Regions from separate parts of the Homo sapiens genome. Here region 2 is linked to region 1. Evidence: chromatin loops called from intact Hi-C (ENCODE). Cell type or tissue: endothelial cell of umbilical vein. All regions are shown on one strand. Each heading gives the region's core, and the rest is flanking DNA. Links, peaks and the distances in the headings are about the cores only.

What was found. Hi-C counts contacts between places; a loop is a spot of excess contacts. Peaks named below come from ENCODE experiments on the same cell type or tissue, not always from the same donor. Only the 100,000 strongest peaks of a DNase experiment are listed, where the experiment ranks them.
Region 2: it touches region 1 in a loop (3-fold over the local background); 8 of 110 quality-filtered maps call a loop at or near these places.

Annotation. Positions count from the first base shown.
Region 1 is chr4:144,642,941-144,649,011 of GRCh38, reverse strand. It overlaps HHIP (hedgehog interacting protein), which reads right to left and starts at 2,856. Exons shown (of 13, transcript NM_022475.3): 1 at 2,058-2,856. The coding sequence starts at 2,336. It overlaps HHIP-AS1 (HHIP antisense RNA 1), which reads left to right and starts at 2,993. Exons shown (of 2, transcript NR_037595.1): 1 at 2,993-3,305; 2 at 5,278-6,071. RefSeq lists enhancers at 497-1,085, 2,326-2,891. In endothelial cell of umbilical vein, for the core only: no CTCF peak of the experiment used is centred there; DNase peaks (open chromatin) are centred at 2,391, 2,951, 4,041 and 4,401; H3K4me3 peaks cover 2,500 bases; H3K27ac peaks cover 2,500 bases.
Region 2 is chr4:144,706,951-144,713,021 of GRCh38, reverse strand. It overlaps HHIP (hedgehog interacting protein), which reads right to left. Exons shown (of 13, transcript NM_022475.3): 6 at 5,762-5,935; 7 at 4,711-4,854; 8 at 951-1,072. All of the region lies in intron 1 of LOC124900791 (a long non-coding RNA gene), which reads left to right. Among named protein-coding and RNA genes, the nearest start is that of HHIP, 64 kb to the right of the region's middle. In endothelial cell of umbilical vein, for the core only: no CTCF peak of the experiment used is centred there; DNase peaks (open chromatin) are centred at 2,671 and 3,661; H3K27ac peaks cover 2,500 bases.

The sequences.
Region 1 (6,071 bases), core at 1,979-4,478:
ATTTGGGTATTGTTGATTTATAAACCTCTTGTAATAGAACCAGCAAAAGTCTAGTGTACCAAACTTAATTCAGACACACTTTCCAAATGAGTAGGGGTTTGTTGGAGATTGGAAGCACATAAAACAGAAAGGAATGTATATAGTTAACATGGCAGATTGCTTCCTAAAGAATGATTTCTTTAAAAAAATTTTTATATAACTTCTCTTAAGGGCTATAACTCCCCTTGGTCCCATCCCCCTTCCCCTTCTCCTCACCATTTAGTCAAGAACAAAATTTTCATTCCACATGTCTCTGGAAGAGTTGAGTATTGCAGGGGTCTCTAGATCATCAGTATATTCATAGTACGTATTGCACCAAGGGAGACTTAATGGCAAATATTTCTAAACTTTTCTCTGAATTTCCTGGTTCTTTAGGGCTCCTGATAAAACCTTTAAGGTGACCTGAATATAGCTATTTTGAAACTTAATTCAGTTGCAACACAGGAGCTTAAAGACATTGCTTTGAATAAAATCCTGGAATATCTGTTCCCTGAATCTCAGGCTCCTGCTGCATATGGTAAGAATAAAAAGAGAGTTGCAGCTGAAAACCTGCAGCAAGACAGTTCTCACTCATCTGGGAATAGAAGGAGTTGGACAAATGCTCCCTCAAAAGGCATGAACATTTGGACAGAGCTGGGGACTGAAAGAGAATGATGTTCTCTAGTTTCACCCATTAGTGAACCAACTAACAAATACAATGGTGTTGTTGTTATTCTTTTGCCATAAGCAACAGGACTCTGTGTGTGGGCAGCAGTTTAGTGGGGAGGAGGATAAGTCGACCCCTTTTTGTCCTATTGATTTTTTCCTATTTGCATGACTTGAGCAAATTAAATGATGCAATATGGCTTTTTGTTACAAAACAAAGTGAGAGATACCACCCAGACACATATGTTGATTCGTAGGAGCTGTTTACATGAGAATAGAGTGAAATCTACCGTGAACTGAGCATAAAAATTAGATTCAGCCTGGGTATTTTTTTTTTTTATTATGCCTGGGCCAGCAAGACTGAAGCACAAGTTTTCCAAGAGTCTCTCAGACCTTGACAACTGGCAGTGTTCTAACAGAGGAATTCTTAATTAAACCTAAAATGGGGAAAGGGAGGGGGAGCAAAGACACCTGATTGTTTATTTCACGTGCAGTGATTGTTAATGATGTGAGCCAGCAATGATTCCTTGGAGTACAGTAGATACCACCCATGACTGCATCTCCTGGCAAGAACGATATTGCAAACTCAAAAACAAGCGTGCCTTTACAGTCAACAAACACCATGTTAGTATTTAAACTTATTAACACAAGGATAACGTAAATGCCATTACTCTTAAAACAAATTCTTAGAGTAGATCTTCCAAGACACCAACTGACCCTGAAAGTCTGAATTTATAATGTTACAAAATGACGGAGAATCGTCTCAGTTTTATGTGATAAATAACGCCCCAGCAAAATCTTTCGCCAGTTTTTTTCAGGTCCCTAACCGGAGGACCAGGAGTTCCTTTCTGTTGGTTTAACTAATGTAATGCAAGACACCCCCCTCTGACGGGGCTGGGGATCATAAACCAACCATGCTTCAACATCCTTTACGATTCAATCCTCTCCCTAACCGAGCACGTGGAGAAAACAGCACAAATCTTTTTACCCTAGAAAAATAAGCCGGAAACCACAGCCACCTTAATTTACAGTTTCACCGCAGCCAATGCCCCATTCGATCCAAAACACACTGTTCATCGCGATTCTTTTAAAATATTTACCCAGCCCAGGGTGCGGGTACCGCAGAAACGTCTGTTTTCAGAGATAGGCAAGTTTGCACAGCATCCCGACCGCGGACTCTGGGGGAGGAAATGCTACTTGCTTACCCCAGAGGAACACACAACGGAATCACGTTAGCGCTATAGAAAAGTTATGGAAAGAACTCCCCCAAAGAAGTTTTGACCTTCTTACAACCACCGGCTTTGCCAGAGCCACAGGGAACCCCACCCAGCCAATATGCCAAGTACGCATCCGTGAAGCCGGTGAGTGCCTACCTTATTCTCCAGGCGCCCTAGCCCCGGGCTGTCACTCCGCAGGCAGCAGGACAGCCGAGGGTAGAAGCCACCGCACAGCATCTCTCCCCCACTCAGCAGCTCCAGCTGGGACATCATCCTCCTGTCTCTCCTTTTCAGGCGCTTCGGGGGGTTCCCATTCAGGCACCTTCTCCTCCTTGCTCCGCTCCCTTCGTTTCTTTCCCCAAACTTAGCATCTCCTTCAAAGAAGCCCAGAGCCACGGCCAGCAGCAGCAGCTTAAAGGAGAGCATCTTCAGCATCGTCTGCCCAGAGCAGCAGGGGCTGGGCGCGGGAGGATGGGGGGGAACGCCACTGCCCAGCAGGGGCACTAGGGCGCAGCTCCAGGAGGAGTTTGCGGGGCTGTAGGGCACTCCAGAGACAGAGGGAGGTGGCGGGGACAAAAATATGTACAGCGATGCAACTTTGCAAAAAATAAAAGACGCGGCGATGGGTCCAATGCCTTAGGGGAGCCCGAGGAGCGAGATAAAGTTGTGCGGATGACACCGTTTGCAGTTGTGCCAGTGTCAGTTGGGTTGGGGGCTTTCTGCTGCGGCTGGGAAGTGGGAGGAGGAGAAGGAGTTGGAAGAGGAGGAAGAAAAGGAGAGGACAGCCACAGATGTTCACTTGTCCGTGTAACGGGAGTTGTTTAGGTGGGACAGTAGCAGGAACAGAAACGGCGACGGCGGCGGCGGGGCAGGCGGAGGCAGGGCCAGCGCTGGGCTCTAGATGATGCTGAGGTCTCCTCTGCCGGCGGCTGCAGCTTCTCACACAGCCTCTCATGTTTCGTTCCCTCTTTTCTTCTTCTTTTTAACTAGCGCGCGGGGAGGTGCTGCCACAGCGCGCCCCTTGACGTCACCGCTTCTCGCGCGCCCCCGCCCAGGGTGGAGGGAAGGGGAGGGGGCGGCCCCCGCGCGAGCGCGTCCCCCGGGCCCCGGCGGCCTCCCTGCTGCGGCGGGGAGGGGCGGCTAGCCGCGACGGCGGCGGACGGAGGGGGAGGGCCGCGAGCCTTCGGAACCAGCCTCGAGGGTGCTGAACCCCGCGCGCCCGCCTCGCCGCGGCCCCCGGGTGGGGGCGTCCACGGCCCGGGTTCCCGGCGGGCTTGGGGCAGGGACGCAGTCCGGAGATTCCGGGACTGCCCGGCTGCTGCAGCCCGCAGGCTCCTCTCTCCTCCCCGCTTCCCCTCCGCACTGCCTGGGCTAAAGGCGGCCAAGCTGAGGCTCCGAAAGAAAGTAAGTAAGAGTGGGCCGTAGGAGGTGGGAAGGGAGGGACCCCTTCCAGGGCCATCCCCACCTCAGCCCCCCGGCCCGCCCCTCGCCCCGTGGGAGGGTGAACTAAGTGGGCTGGAGCGGACGGGAGGGAGCTTTTGGGCCCCTTTGTCTCCCCCAGCCGCACTGACACCCCCATTTTCCACACTGATTTTCAACGTGAAGCTCAAGTCCTCAAAGATCTTTCTTGGGGTCTGACTTAGAGGCAGGGGGACATCCCAGATGCCGTTGAGTAGGCTGAGATGGTTTGGAGACTCATCCTCGCCGGAGGTCCTGCAAGCCACTGAAGTGGCACAGACGCGTGTGCGCGGAGTGGGGCGGTGTGTCGGGCCACAGGCCAAGCCCAAGTCGGCCTCCCAGAGTGTTTGCCACGGTTTGGGCGGGTTAGTCCCCGACGCCCCTTTCAGGTCCCCACATGTGTTCGGGAATAAGCCGGGCCCCGCTGGTACCATCTGGGAACACAAGTTCTTGGGCCGCAGGTGGACGGAGAGAGAAGCTGGGCGCGGAATTAGTGTTCGTTTTAACACACACAAACACACACACACACACACACACACACACACCTGCACGCACGCGCGCGCAGTCCCTGGGGAGAGGTTCCCCTGGGTGTAGAAACAGAGGCGTTAGATCTGGAGAAAGAATTAGATGCAAGTCTGAGGGCATCCAGAAGCGCTGTGCTCTACTTATCCCCGTGTATACAAGTAAATTAACCTTTTCCCCAGCTAGACAAAGTCTGTGTAAATAGTGTGTCTAAAAAGATGTCTACGTTATCAGGAGCGGTGACTTGAGGTTTACTGGATCCCTGCAAGTTGGCATCAGGACGAGCTTCTATAGGGTTGCCCACAAAATGCGCTTCTAGCCCACTTGGGTATTTAACAGAGAAGCTGATTTCCCAGAAGATGGGCTTTGATGAGGAGATAAGGCAGTTGTCCCATTTTGGCAATGGAGGAATGTTCACCACATTTGGGTTTGCTTCACTTGTTGGACATTGATTTCGCCAAGTGATTGCAAAAGTTGGTGATGGTTGAGGTGGGCAGTTGATTAAATTAATCACTTCTGGTCACAGTGGCTAGGTAAGGCTTCTGTCTTTTTCACTTCCTGAGCCTGGATATTAGTGAAGTTAGGTTTTTCCCCAAAGAGATGACACATCAGAATAACTGAAAAGAATCTGCTAGGATGTTTGGCCCAGTCCTCAGCTAAATGTAGAGCCCCCATGACATATTTAACATTTTCCCCAGGGGCTGTTGTATACACATGACTTCTTCATGCATGTGATTGTAAGTCCACTTTGGATCTCACATACTTTTTTTTATCTGACATTCTTTCTGCTTTGAGGACTTTTAATATAAAATTAATCAGAAAGCAGTAAGCACTTTAAGACTTTAAACTCATTAATAGATCTCCAGATGAATCTCATCAAATTTAAATCACTTGCACAATTTCATCTCATTAGGTAGTTTGAGAATAAGGACTCGGATCCAATCTGGGGTGCTTTCCACTATCTAACCCTTTCTTCCCAAATTCCAGTTTTATATTCTTTTTCCAAAATAAAAGTCCTTCTAAAATCGTATTTCAGTAGTTTGAGCTCCTACTCTGATAAATTCCTGTTAGTAGTTTTGAAACAGGCCTTTCTTATGGCTTATACTAAGGCCACTTAAAGGTAAATTTATTTTGGTTTTAAAATACTATGCATCTGTTATAACCTACGACCCTAAGATATAGAAAGTTTATAAAAGATTACTGAAATAAGACATGCTTGTTATTTCTTGATATATGGAAATTAGAATTGATTTCATATACTGTTTGTCCTGAAAGTCAATAAATTGGGTCACTTAGGAGATAGCTTGAGCTTATTCTTAGTGTTACTGATATAATTTCTAAACAGTTACTAAGCAGTGTTATACAAATGGACTAACTTCTGATTTGTTTTTTCCAGAGGGAAAATTGCAACCCTTGCCTACAACCAGACTGACAGCATAATTTCTTAGGAATCAAGAATCAATACAGGGTTATTTCTTTAGATTAAACCTTAAAAGCCCCCTTGGAGGCTGAAGAAGCAGAGGATAGCCATGCATACACTTGAACGTGAAAAATGGTCCTCTTTCATTGGAGAGGTCTTCCTCTTCAGCTAAACCGACAGAGTGGTGAAAAGAAGAAGGGACCCCTTGTTGACCAAAATAATCCAGACAAATCAAATCGGCCCTTTCCAGCAAGGAGTGGAACAGCCCAAGGGTGGCTAGATCACATCTTCTGCTCACACCACCACTGAGCAACCCTCTCCAGGACTGCCACCTATGCATAGGTCATGCCCTGTGCAAGAGCACATAAAGTGGGAGCTGAAGTCCTGCCCAGGCTCCATTCACCAAGCAGAGCTTATGTTGTTGTGTGTCTGTGTCTACCCAGAGGATGTGGGTCCTTTTTAAAATGTGCACCAATGCATCTTGTATGAGCTGGCACCAGCTCGGACCATCCCACCCTCATACCCTGGTCCTATCCAGGGTTATATTCCCTACTTTAGAAGAATTAATTATTTTTATGAACGTATTTAGTTTATTGTAAAAAATGAAATATATGACACAAATTGAAATTAATTTCAGAGGTAAAGGTCAGAATATTACCATGTATGTGAATTATGTTTGTATGTATATGTATATATCAAGAGAGTTATATGAATATACATTTTTGTGTATCAGAAGTGAGGACAATTTAACTTTGTTAAGTGTTTGAAAT
Region 2 (6,071 bases), core at 1,625-4,124, 64 kb before region 1:
TTTGTTTAATCTACAAATGTAGCCAAAATTCCATCGAGCTAGTGACTCATTAGTTTTTTTTTTTTTTTCCAAATCACATTACTCTTTGGTTTGGCTTTTAAAAGATGCGCGTGCACACACACACACACACACACACCTGAAAAAAAAGTAAAATAACTGAATACCACATGAACTAACACAGCTGCTTCATTCCTGGTGTTAAATAAATATCTGTATTGAATGAGTAAATAGAAAAAGCAATCAATTTAATAATCTTAATCTACTGTGTTTCCTGAATCATAATAATGGTTGATATATTGCTTCCTTCAAAAGGAATAAATACTAAAATATTAAAAAATACTAAGTGTTTTGAACTTTATTATTATCCAACTTTATATTTTTACATGTTCTCTCTAAATATTCAAGTAATCATGTTATTAAAAATACTGCTTAAATGTCCCATTCCCATGACTTGTTTTTCAAGTTGATTACTTTGTTTTCTCTAAGATAAACATTTTTTAAAAAATTACATTCTTATTTGAATCACTTACAATTTTCCTAACTGCTGAGACAGGCATGTTGGATATTGAGAAATGTCTTACTTTTAACACTTGTTTTTTCTCTGTATATAAGATGTTAAGACAAGCTGCTCTCCCCTACTGAATAGAACTTATTCATCTTGATTCTCTGATGAACAAAATATAAGCTGCTAACTTTTGAAGGACGGTTAAATTTTTTGGACCTACTGAGAACCTTTCAATCCATGGTAATTAACCAGATGGAACCCTCAGGGCTTGTAAGAGTCACTGGAGCTTTAAAAAGTGAGCAATTTACTCCTGCATGATTGTTAGGCCAGTGTTTTTATGCTTTCCCAAATGCTCATTTTTCAGAAATCCCTTTCTCTTCAATTACTAAATATACTAAGACAAAACTTGAACTAAAGCAAAATCAGCAAATTATGCTCTACATACCATAATCTTTCCCCTTTATTATCTGTAGAATTCTGGCTGATGATCTGTTTTTTCCATTGGAGTCTGAACACAGTATCGTTAAATTGATGTTTATATCAGTGGGATGTCTATCCACAGCACATCTGCATAACAAGAGGGGATACACATTAATTCCTACCGTGATCTTTTCCAAGCTCAGACTGGAGATTCCTGACATAGGAAGGAGCCCTTTGTGGACTGGCAAGGATCCTATGGCAATTTAGTTTGGATCTTCTAGAAAGCACTGAAGGAAGTAGTCCGATGTGTTTGCTTACTTGGTTGAAGCTTAATCTCTGGAATATATTTCTTAATTTCTCTTATGATTTATAATTTCTTATGTTATAAATATGCACACTGTCTTAAAACAATTGTTAGTCTGTTCTTAAGGAATATCACATGTATAATACACTGGTAAAGTATTGTGAATAAGAATCGGTGTCACCATCCAGGAACAGAAAACCAAACACCGCCTGTTCTTACTCATAAGTGGGAGTTGAACAATGAGAACACATGGACACAGGGAGGGAAACATCACACACTGGGGCCTGTTGGGGGGCGGGGTGCAGGGGGACGAAGAGCCTTAGGACAAATACCTAACGCATACGGGCTTAAAACCTAGATGACGGGTTGATAGGTGCAGCAAACTACCATGGCACATGTAAACCTATGTAAGAAACCTGCAAGTTCAGCACATGTATCCCAGAACTTAAGGTAAAATAACATAAAAAAAACAACAGTGTTACCATCAACTCATCTCTGTGCCACACAAAACAGTACTAGTTATAACATTAATTTTGGGTTTCTTACATGAAATTGCTGCATTCTAAAACTTAGGCTGCTCTAACACAGGAAAACATGTGCTTTAATTCCAGGAATATAGTAAAGCTGGTCCCTACAAATATCGAGGTCTTTTACGTTGACTCTGTTTTCATGTTTTCCATCCCTAATCTGGGGGCCAGAGTATCTCTGTGACTTAAGCCACTGACAGGAAGCTCCATAAGGGGAGGACTTGCAACTTCATCACTATCTTCCTGTTATCTGGTTCAAAGCCAGGAATATAAGAGGGGTTCAAGGTTTGTGGAATGTTTCAATCACTGAGGGACTGGGTATGAGGAGCTTGGGTTGGGGGAAGAATGAAGTTATATAATACAATTTTGGAAGTTATCAAAAGTGTGGAAAACAGGCTTGCATTGTTTTTAGGTTTCTCTATCTTGGCACTGCTGACATTTTGGGCCAGGTAATTTTTTGTCTGGGGAGGCTGTGCTGCCAACTGTAGGGTGTTTAGCAGCATCTCTGGCCTCTACAGGCAAAATGCCAGTAGCATCACTCCCTCACCCCCATCACACTCTAATTGTGAAAACCAAAAATGTTCCCAGACATAGCCAAATGTCCCCTGGGGGTAAAATTATCCCATTGAGAATCACTGTTCTAGGCCAACAAAATATATTAATTACTTAAAAACAAAATGAAACCATTGGAGCTAATAAAGAAATTTAAAAAATAAAATAAAAAATTGAGAGTTGGTGCTGGTTCTTAAGAGACGTAAGAGTCATGTAGAAATTATAAAAGAACAAACAAAAAACAAAACATAAACTCTTGGCTCCCAATGATCTCATTCATGATAGGGAAACCATAAGCGTGACCTGCCAAAGATGGGTTAGTTGTTCTGTGGCAACAGTCCCTTTATTGTCCTCTCTAGTTCAATGATTCACAGAAGACAATGCCTGGCAGGGATCATGATACAGTCATGCTGTGACTTAAGGTGGAACTAAATCCATAGTGGAGAGAACATTTTCCTCTATTACCTTTCTTTGAAGATAGAGAAACTATGAGAAAAAGAGGTTTGACTTGTTTCCAACAAGAAACAGCAAATCTGGAAAGCAGGCCAGGTAGAGTTGCTGGGGGCTTGGAGCTATGGCTCTGGCTGAATACCAGGTCCACTAAGAACTGCTTGACCCTTGTAACCTTCAGTTTCTCATGTGAAAAAGGGCCCTGCCAGTGAAACTCTCTGGGTGATACTATAATGGTGGATACATGTCATTATCCATTTGTCTAAACCTACAGAATTCACAACACCAAGAGTGAACCCTAATGTAAACCATGGGCTCTGGGTGATTATGACGTGTCAATGTCAGTTCATCAACTATAACAAATGTTTCTCTATGGGGGATGATCATAATGCGAGAGACTATGCATGTGTGGAGGTACGGGTAATATAAAAATGTCTATACCTTTTTCTCAATTTTGCTGTGCATCTATCACTGTCCTTTAACTAGTCTATTAATAAAAGGGGAGTGGGAGAAGTGGGGCTGATGGTGAGCCTTGCTGAGAAGCAGAGAGGAGATAAAGTACACAAGATACTTAGTTCAGCACCCCACAGCAAGTGCTTAATAAAAGTTCCCTTTATTTTTAGCCAATAATTAATTTAGTTTTCTTTCTGCTTTATTAAATCGTCTTCTGCTTAGAATACTTTTGGAGGGAGGTGGAATATAAACACCAACTTTTCCTTCAGCCCTCTGCCACCAGAGGTGGGGAGGCTCCGCAGCACAGGCATCTTGCCACACATCTGGTCTGTAAAGCACCTCATCCCATGTTTTTGCATTGAGGTTCAGGACCCCCAGGAAGGTTGTGAGAAAGCTCCAGCGGGATTGTGGTGACTCAGGCTGCCTGACTTCAAAGTGTTGCTTTGTGGTGGTATCTGTGAGTTCTGAGCTCTAGGAATGGAATGTGACAGTTTCCTCCACATCCTGAACCCACCTTAAGTATTCCCTGTCTCACAGATTTTAAGATCTGCTGAGATGCCAAAAAGGAAATGAACTGTAGACTTGGGTTTGATGGAGGAGAGATGAAGGGCATGAGGGATTATAAAAATAAAAAGTTTGAGAAATATTCACCTTGCACATAGTGAACACTCAATAAACATTAAATGGTAATAATAACCTACTTAGTGAATAAATGGATGTGGCCAGATATCCCTGAGTATGAATAATAGACCATAGACTGGATGAAGCTTTCGTTACTGAAATTGCTGTATTATACTTCATAGCATTTTTACAAAATGTACCCCAAATTTCCCACCCTACATACTTTTTAGTTTTCCTTTGTTTTGGTTCATGGTAGTACCAACAGTTAATATGGAGTCCTTTAGTATTTGCAATGTTTTCAAAGTGAAATAAAAGTTAATATTTAGCTCAACTCCTTGCAAATTAACACTGCAGCATCATATTTAAGTGAAGCTATGATAACAAGAATTGCAATTCATTTAAAACCTACCAGGAGTCAGACACACTATTTGGTACTTTACTTACAGATTTTTATTTAATCATAGCAAGGCAGTTATTATCACCGCCATGTAATATATAAAGAACTTAAGACTTAGTGGGATTTAAGGAGACAAATCAAAAAGTTGATCTCTCTAAACTGTTCAGATTAAAGTCTTGGTCATTATACTAGTCCAATAGTGTTTATCTGATAATAACCTCTCCACATTTTAAGGTGAAATTTTCTCCATGAATTTGTCCTTTTCGTTGTCTAATCTGCCTTCTCAATCTGCTTCTCACAGTAATAGAAGACAGTGTGCTAAATACTCACTTGAGTAATGACCTGTTGTGACTTTAGAGGCATGGCCTTAGATACTACCTTTGGCTGCTCTGTGATGGTATATGCTCTATGCTATATTTTCCCAGTTCTCGGATCCCCGCCTGGCTTAAAAGCCAGTGAGAAGACAGACTTGTGTTCTCACCTGCCTGGATCGTGGAGCCCATGAGCAAACACTTCGGGGGGCTGGTTGGTGCTGTTGAAGTGTGGGTTGCTCCTTGGTATGGAATAAGGCACGTTGCACATGTCTGTGTCCACATCCAGCCGTAGCACTGAGCCTGTGAAATCACTGAGAAATTGGGGGACAGAGTATGTGTTTTACATTTTCATTATATATTTCACCTATATTAAATATGGTGAGGTTGCTCTATTGATGAAAAAATCATCCCCTTAGTTGAAATAAAATATTAAAGTGGCTGGATGCAGTGGCTCACGTCTGTAATCCCAGCACTTTGGGAAGCCAAGGTGAGAGGATTGTTTAATGCCAAGAGTTCAAGGCCAGCCTGGCAACATAGCGAGACTCCATCTCTACAAAAAATTTTAAAATGAGCCAGATGTGGTGGCATGCGGCCAGGCGGATCTCTTGAGCCCAGGGGTTTGAAGCCACAGTGAGCCATAATGGTGCTGCTACATGCTGGCCTGAGCAATAGAGTGAGACCTTGTCTGAATAAATAAAGGAATAATTAAATAAAATAAATTCCTTATTGTGGAAAATGAAACTGGGCCGTTCCAGACAAGCAACTGAACCAAGACACTGTGTGATGGTGGCTGAGGACTGTGGCATCAGTAGTACACTGCTTTTTTTTTTTTGCCTCTGTTCTCTTAATTTTTGTCAGCCTAAACCTATGTATTCTATATCTCCCAGGAAGGTTCGCTGGGCGGTGTTAGCCTATTACACAGTGTTGAGAGGCAGTATGGTTGTACAGGGCCACTGCTTCTCAGTGCTTTGTGGAGCAGAGGCAGCCCTGGAACAGAGAACTACACAACAGTAACTCTTTTCATGACAAACAAAAGATCACGTAGCATATTAGTGAATTCCTCTTCATTTCATAAATGCAGACACTGATGACAAAAGTTAAGTATTTAACCAAGGTGACCATTCAAAGATGGTTCTTAATTCACTGGTGCCCACCTTTTCTTCTGGCACTTAAACTATTTTAACCTTGAGAGGAACCCATCTGTGATCAGCCTTTTACCTTAACCCATCCATTTCTTCCATATCATCCAGTGTAATCATCCCATCACCAAGAATGATGTACAAAAAGCCGTCAGGGCCAAAGAGCAGTTGTCCTCCCAGATGCTTTCTGTGGAGTTCTGCAACTTCAAGAAAGACTCTGGCTGTTCTCAAATCAACTTGGTGTGGATTTTTTCTACATTGTGGGAAGAAAACAATACCATGACTGTTAAAAGATTTAAGATGAGTCCATCAGAAAGTGAATAGTATATAAATGAAAAAACAAACTCCTGGCACATAGTAAATAAGGAAACATATATTTGAAATGGAGC